Linked DNA regions of Homo sapiens: region 1 is linked to region 2. The links are chromatin loops, found by intact Hi-C in ENCODE. Cell type or tissue: heart right ventricle. All regions are shown on one strand. Region 1 overlaps MPRIP (myosin phosphatase Rho interacting protein). Region 2 overlaps MPRIP (myosin phosphatase Rho interacting protein).

Region 1 (4,000 bases), 91 kb before region 2:
CCAGCGTCAGGCCAGGGCCCTCTGTGGGAACAACCCCTTAACTCCCTGGGCCCTGCCTGGCTTGCTTTGTTTGACTGCCTGTACCATCTTGTCGCTTCTTCCACCATATTCCCCATGGCATCCTCTCCCCACTCCAAAGATGGGTGGTGTAAGCCCTACAAAGTGGGGCAGATGGCTAGAGCCACAGGTGTCAGCCTCATTCACATCATCCATGTGGCCAGACTTCAGCTTCCTCTTTCTCATGGTCTGAGGCGTGTTATAGTCGTGTTAAATGTCCAGCGCTAGAATTTTAGGGAAGGGGAGTGGCTGTGAATATATGTCAGGTGCACACTGTTTGGTCATCTGCTTGACTTGTGCTAGGCACTGTGATGTGCAGAATATGTCATTGTGACAGCTGCGTCCTCGAGGGTCAGGTTAGGTAGGTGGACACTTCTAATCTTTAGCCCCTCCCTTCTTAGTAGAGTGGGAGTGGGGGACGGAGAGGCCAGAGCCCAGTTGGTGGGAATTCCCGAAGGCTTCCCTCATCCTTTTCTTTCTCCTTGCTTGCTTCTATTCACGTTTTCTGTCTCCTGCAGCCCATGGGATCAGACCCTGCGCTGAGCTCCTTCACTGTGTGTCTGTTGCTGAAGTAAATGCAAGCCCTGTCCTTTCCAGAGCAGGAAAGGGGAGTAAAGTTTTCCTCCTGGGGTCATTTCACCCTTGTTCTCTATCTCTCTCTCTCTCTGTCTCCTACAGAGACTCTGCAGGGAAACACAGGTGTAGGTAATGTCAAAGGACATCCAACTTGTGTTCTAGGACCACAGCCTCGCCCTTCTGTCGTGGCCCCCACTGGGTGAGGAGAGCGCCCCGGCCACACCAGGGGTCAGTTGTCGATGGAAAGGAATAGACGTGCAAGTGTGCATTTACTGTTTGTTCTGTCACTTACCAGCCATTTGAGAAGTCCTGGGTGCTGTGAGGTGGACTGTGCAGTAATTTGAAGGGTGGGGAGGGGTAAGAGGGCTGTTGCATAGAAGTCTAGCCTTAGAGTAACACATTTGAATTTTGGATAAACGGGTGGCAACGGCCATGCTGGTTTCCTTCATATATTGTTAGCCTTTTCCTGGCTGGGAAAAAAGCATTTGCCTAATTTTAGAACACATCAGTCATTTGGTTGAAACATCCTATTTCCCCCAAAGTCAAGTGTTTGAATTGTAACAACTTTGGAGGCTTGGAAAGGATCTTCGCATAGTCCCTGCATGAACTCTCCTGCATTGGATGCCCTGTCTGAGGAGTTTGACCTAGGAGTTAGGGAAACAATCTTTATTTCCAATGAAGAATTTTATGTATAAACACACCTAAAGAGAAGTGTAAAATGCTTGACCTGAGGACCTTGGGAGCAGTCTCTCAGACCCTTAAAACTTATTCTGTATTCTCATTGGTGTGATAGTGGGGCAGTAGTTTGTTGTTGTTATTTTTTCCGGGGCAGGGGGATTACATAAGATTTACCCATTTCTCTCCCTATCATGCAATAGTTACCCTTGGATCTTACTGTGCTCCCTGATATATGTGAAGGTTGAAAATGGGCCAGATGGGAATTTTAAAGGCAATGAGGGGCTTTAATTGTTTTTTCAAAATAGTGTATGTACAGTAGTTCAAAAAGTCAGATATGTAACCACAAAGCTTATACTAAAAGAGTTTTCTGCTCCATTTCTTCTTACTCCTGAGTCCTGTTCCCAGAGGAAGCCATTTCAGCTCTTCTAGCCAGAATACTCCGGTGCCTACCTCTGTGTTTGTAAATAACTGGTTTTTACTGCTACTTCTTGAGTTTTAGAAGATATTATCTATTGGTTTTATACACCACAGATAGGATTTAGCTCTTTCATCGGCCTGGCTCCTTGCTCCTACCCAGCTACCCTTGTTTTTCCTGGTAATGTTACTCACAGAGCTGGCCGTCCTCACGTTCCAGACTGACTCTGGCTGTCCTCTGGACCTGCTGCATAGCTCTCCATCTGGGCTTGACCTTCCCCATCATCCTGGGAAGCCTCTCTCTCTTTCTCTCTCTCTCTTCCACCTTCTCCCCCACCTGTTTTTTTGTTTGTTCGTTTTTGTTTTTGTGGGGTTTTTTTTGGTTTGTTTTTTGGTTTTTGGTTTACTTCACTTGGTGAAACCTCTTGAGAAATGCACAGGGAGGAAAGGTTTTGTGGCCTTGCCTGTCTCAGGATGCCTGTCCTGTGCACACTCTTGACCAGGAGCTGGACTGGCTGTAGAATGTTAGATGGGACCTAATTTTCCTTGGAATTTTGAAGGTGGTGTTCATTTTTTAACTTTATCATTGGTATTGAGAAGTTCATATGCAAGGGTCTGATTCCTGATCCTTTGCAAATAAACTGAATTTTCCTTCCGAAAACTTTCAGGAGCTTCTCTTTATCCCTTGAGTTCTAAAATTTCATGAAGATATGCCTTGGTGTGGATTTGTTTTGTTTTATTAAGCTAGAGGCTTGTGTATATTTCAGTGTGGGAAGTTCTGACCTTCTAGTCCAGAGTGTGTCTTATATTTTCTTCCTCTGGTAATTTCTTTCTTTTTTAACTCATCCCTCTCCTCTCTTCACTGTCTTTTTTTTTTTTTTTAATGGAGTCTCGCTCTGTCACCCAGGTACAGTAGCACAATGTTGGCTCACTGCAACCTCCGCCTCCCAGGTTCAAATGATTCTCCTGCTTCAGCCTCCCAGGTAGCTGGGACTACAGGTATGTGCCACCATGCCTGGCTAATTTTGGTATTTTTGGTAGAGATGGGGGTATCGCCATGTTTCCCAGGCCAGCCTCAAGCTCCTGGACTCAAGCAATCTGCCCACCTTGGCCTCCCAAAGTGCTGTGATTACAGGAGTGAGCCACTGTGCCCATCCTGGTAATTTTTTTTTAAAATTTTTCCTGGTCTTTACTTCTGAAACTCCTGTTATTTGGCTATTACTCCTTCTGACTCGATTCTCTAAGTTTATTGTCTTTTTCTGTGGCTTCGTTTTGCCTGAGATCACATTAACCTTGCCTTCTAACCCTTCTGTTGGGGTCTGATTCCACCTATTGAATTGTTAATTTCTTAGAGCTTGTTTTTTGTTTTCCGTGTGTCCTCTTTTGTAGCATCCTGTTTGTGTTTCATGGGTGCAGTACTTTCTCTAATCATTTCAGTTATTTTGAAGTTGTATTCTGTCTCTGGTCTGACTTTCATTCTCCTAGTTCCCTTTCTGTTTGTTATGGTCTTGGGCTTTCTCGAATGAGTGGCGACCCTTCAGAAGGAGGCTGTGTGTGTATATGGGGTGCGTGTAGGAATATCGACTGGCAGGCTTTGCCTTAGAAGGACAGGCAGGCAGGGCACCAGTTTGTTTTGGGAGAGACCCTAGAATGTCCGCACGTACGAGCCCTCTCGTCTCCATTACATGGAGAATGACAGTTTTAGGAGGTCTTTCTCTTGGGCTTGTTGGTTTCCCCTGATAGGAATTCTCTCATCTCCAATCTAGGAAGACCTGTGGGCAGCAGAAGGGCTTGGGATGAGGGACTCAACTTTTAGGATGCAGACTTTCTTGGACTTTTCCTGCTGTTAGTCCTTCACCCCTACTTCCCCTGCCCCCTCAGCTGTGCCTGCTGCCCCTGACTCTAGGGGCCCTCCTAGGGCAACCCTCCGTGCTGGTCAGTATATAGGATTCTCTGGCCAGAGCCAAGCCCTGGGATCTGCCTGCCCTTGTACGGGTGCTGATCAGTTCTCCTGCTCTCAGCCCTGCCCCTGCTGTTGGAGTCCCCTCTGCCCCCAGGCCCTGAGCTTTCTGGTGTCTGCAGCAGTGCCAGCCTGCCTCCTCCTAGCTGTCCTCAGGAAGCTTCTTCCATGCCACCAGGCCACTTTCCATGTATCCAGCCACTTCCCACTCAAAGTTTACTTGATATCTTATATCTGCTCTTGTCTCCTCTCCAGCTTTTCATCCTTGAGAGTTTATACCTCCCCCCCACACACACTTTATGGTCATATTAATTA
Region 2 (4,000 bases):
TTTTTTAGTAGAGACGGGGTTTCACTGTGTTAGCCAGGATGGTCTCGATCTCCTGACATCGTGATCTGCCCGCCTCGGCCTCCCAAAGTGCTGGGATTACAGGCGTGAGCCACCGCGCCCGGCCTGGACCAGTGAGTTTTAAAATGCTTAGCAGCAGAACCCTGTATTTAAAAATCACATTGTTTATTTATTTACACAGACACATAGCTCCAGAATATAGCAAACAAGCAGGTCTGTTCTGGGTAGAGCTGGGTGGGGTGGGGGACAGTGGAGCTCCCCCTTCCCTTGAGCTTTGGAGGGAGCCTCAAGCTGACCAGCCCATGCTCAGTCCCCAGTCTATCACACCAGAGTCTCCAGGACAGTGCCAGAGTGTGCCTGAGCCTAAGCTGGCGACTTCCCAGTAGATGGGGTACAGCCTGCAGTTTCACGTTGCTCAGGTTTTTGGTTGAAACTGGTAGAATCAGGCAGACCCTGAGCTAGAGCCCATCCCTTCAGCTTCCAGTTTCTCAGTAAAGCCTGTACCTGCACCAGCTCTGGCAAGGGTAAGCCACAGGGAGTCAGCAGGGCTGAGTGTGATGGCGACACTTAGCGTGAAGAGGGAGATAAGTGAAGAGCCACAGCACTTTCCAGTCAGTACTGGAATGCCCTTCATTTCCAGTCATTCTCTGAAAAGTGCTCTTCCTTTTCTTATTCAGAAATTAAATCATTGAGGAAAGTCTGTAAGAATGAGATGGGAAATACTCTGTCCCCTAGTTAGTAAGATCTCATTCATCTCTGGACATACAGATTTAAGCTTTAGCAAGATTCCACGTGAACAGAGTATTGGTTTTATGTTTTGAAAATCTTACTAGATACGTTGGCGTGTTCCCACATCCCCATAACACTCACAGGCCTCTGATGAGGGAATGCCAGAAATGGGTCTGAGGGCAGCAGGTGCTGCGGAGGCACTGTAGGAGCGAGGCCCTGTCCCGGGACACCCATCCTGCTGGGGATTCCCTGGAGCATCTGGTCCTCCTCAGCTGAGGCTGTCAGGTGAAGAATCTCTGGAGCTGGATGTGGACAAATCCATTCACAAGACAAGACACGGGGATGGGCAGTCTCCTTGCTCATTGCACTGTTTTCCCTGGCTGGATTCGTTTGATCACTGCTTCTCTAAAGAGCCCTAAGCTCAGAATTTAGCTGCTTAAACACATGGTCTTGTCTCTCTGATTTTTTTTTCCTTTTTCATCCAAGTAATTTTGTGAAGGGGAAAACATCCTCCAATAACAGCATTTCCCGGGGACTCTCCTCCTGGCATGCCCACTAACCGCACCTGCACCCGGCTCTCTGACTGATGCCGGCTCCACCAGCGGTCCGGTCTGGTCCGGTCCGGTCCAGTGCAGGGGGTCTAACGGTGTGTTTATTTTCTCCTCCTGCTCTGTCTCTACCCAGAGTCTGAAGGAAGGCCTGACGGTGCAAGAACGGTTGAAGCTCTTTGAATCCAGGGACTTGAAGAAAGACTAGGTGTGTCCCATCCAAGTTGAGCACGCGCCTTCCCCAGCTTGCAGCAGCACACCCCAAGCGCTGCTTTTCACCTGTACCTTTGTTTTATTATTATTATTATTATTGCTGTTGTTGTCATCGTTAACTGTGGGCATGGAATGCGTGAGGCTGGCTTCTGGGTTGTCCACACCACTCTCTGCTGTGTTGACTTCCTGTTGTCTTCATCAAAGCTTTTTTCCGTGGTATTCTAAAATTAGGCCAGCAGTGGGGGCTGGGAGGGCATCTGTGTTAGTCCTTTCCTGGCTGTGACCCGCCACACTCACTGTCAGTATTAAGGCCCAGCAGCCTGTTGATAAGCTACCCTGTCTCACCATGTGCTGGTGTGGAAACGGGGCCCAGCCAGCACGCCTCAAGGTAGATGGAATCCCCACTGGTCAGAGAAAAAGCTATGCGGACACTCCAGCTTGGCCTGGGTCACAGCACTGACTCCTCACCCGCTAGTCTGGCTGTTAAGAGGAGAAAGTGCACTGCCTTCCAGCCCAGGAGGAGGACAGCATTTTGTATTTGTTCCACTGATGCAGCTTAGAACCACACCCCTGAGAGTCGTGGCAAACCTTTCACAACCTGGAAAATGTTGAAAGCAACCATTCCTATTTTTGTTTGTTTTTTATTAAATCTTGCACAAAATCCCCGGCCCCTCTCCTTCCTTCCTTCCTTCCTTCCTCCGCTCGTTCCTTTCTTGGTCTCCAGTAACCCTGGTCTTTTCATAACTGCTCGAGATTGTTGACCTGCAGCCCAGGTTTCAGACTCTGATTGCAAAAAACAAATGAATTCCCCCCAGGAATCATTCAAAATGGGGGAAGGTTTGGGGGTTTGGGTTTTTTTTTTACCTTTTGGAAAAGAAACCGTCACATTGCTTTGGAAAAGGTTGAGAGGAGACCCCTGTTAAGTCAAGAAGAAAGTACAGAGGATGTCAGAATCTGATGAGAACAGCACATTAGTGTTTATTGAGACTCCGATCTTAACTCTCATTTAATTAATCTGAGCTCTGAAAACCTATCTTGCAGCATTTATCTTTAAAAGAGCCTGGTTAAAGTAAACCTATACTAACAATTTTGCTTTTTCTAACAGTTTGAGGAAGACCTTTTTAACCACCACAAAACATTCTATGGCAATTCTTGAAAATCTCTTAAATTGGAGTCTATTATGGCCCCATGAAAACCATTAATCCCATTAAGATAGGGAGTATAAACCCCTGGCTGGTGGAACAGGTTCTGCTACTTTAGGAGCAAGGTGGGGTGTGAGTAGATGGTTTTCATGCCAAGAACATGCTTTCACTTTGTATTCATGCTTGTGTTGGTGTGATGGTCTCTGTGGGTGGGTGGATGCTTTGGGCGTTGAAATCTAGAAATCCTGTTGCTCAGTTTCTAGATGAAGTCATGAGCAAGGCCATCAGTGGAGCTCTGGCCCCGCCCCCAATGTGCAGAAGGGCCGGGAGCAAGGCCTGGAGTTTTCATGTGTTTTCAGACCCAGGTTTAGGTGCTCTCTTCTCACTGAAATAACTAAGTGCTCTCCACTGGCATCGAGCCCTTTCCACAAGTTTTTAAGGCTCTTAACCCACACTTTCACTCCTCTGCTACTAGTCTTCAGTGTTGTTAACAGCAAGAGAAAATTGGGTTTGTTTAAAAATCTACTTCTCTGAGGTGGCACAGTTGCGTAGCTGTAGTCCCAGCTACTCAGGAGGCTGAGGTAGTAGGATTGCTTGAGCCCGGGAGGTCGAGGCTGCAATCAGTCATGATCGTGTCACTGCACTCCAGCCTGGGTGACAAAGCAAGGCCCCATATCAGATATAGATATACTTATCAGACCCCCCCTGACCATTTAGATTGGCAGTGCTTTGAGAAATGCACTATGACCTTTCTGTGTCAATGGGAATATACAGAAGGAACATTCGGGACCCCGCTGTCCCCCACAGCCTCATTGTTGTCTCCAGGACACTGCTGGGTCACACGAATGCTCCAGGACAGACAGGGACCTGGAGTGCATCAGGATCTGACCAGATAGGAGTTTTTGCCTCGTGTCTGGGTGCTACGATTTTGTGCCGTTCTCTGAGGTCCACCACCTGCCCTTCCTGGCATGGTTTCCTTCGTGACCATCCCTGCTGCCCCTGGGGGTGGACCCCACTGGCCCTTCTGCAGACAGCTCCCTGCCTTCTGCCCTCCAGGGGGTTCTGGCCAGAGTCCATGCTTGGAGACAGGATCATCTGCCTTCAGCCCTCACAGTGCTTTAAATTAAAGCAAGTTTGCCCATAGGACAAAAGAGCATTTGATTCCCTTTTTTCTGTCACATATCCCTTGAGGCTGGACTTCAGGAATCCTGGAAAATTAATATGAGTGCAGCATGTGAGGGGTCAGAGACAGGCCAGCAGGGCGTCTGCATTCCTCCCTGCCACAGGTCTCTCCCCAGAGGCTGGTTTAGTGTAGGGTATTGCCAGGAAACGGACTGAGGCTGCTTTGCT

The links. A loop is a pair of places that touch in the nucleus more often than their neighbours do. Peaks named below come from ENCODE experiments on the same cell type or tissue, not always from the same donor. Only the 100,000 strongest peaks of a DNase experiment are listed, where the experiment ranks them.
Region 1: it touches region 2 in a loop (33-fold over the local background); 1 of 110 quality-filtered maps calls a loop at or near these places.

The regions. Positions count from the first base shown.
Region 1 is chr17:17,092,030-17,096,029 of GRCh38, forward strand. All of the region lies in intron 3 of MPRIP (myosin phosphatase Rho interacting protein), which reads left to right. Among named protein-coding and RNA genes, the nearest start is that of MPRIP, 52 kb to the left of the region's middle. RefSeq lists an enhancer at 3,659-4,000. In heart right ventricle, no CTCF peak of the experiment used is centred here; no DNase peak of the experiment used is centred here; H3K27ac peaks cover 3,427 bases.
Region 2 is chr17:17,183,392-17,187,391 of GRCh38, forward strand. MPRIP (myosin phosphatase Rho interacting protein) reads left to right here. Exons shown (of 24, transcript NM_001364716.4): 24 at 1,432-4,000. The coding sequence ends at 1,503. Among named protein-coding and RNA genes, the nearest start is that of PLD6, 21 kb to the right of the region's middle. RefSeq lists enhancers at 1,410-1,910, 2,698-2,897, 2,928-2,997. In heart right ventricle, no CTCF peak of the experiment used is centred here; a DNase peak (open chromatin) is centred at 1,783; H3K27ac peaks cover 3,866 bases.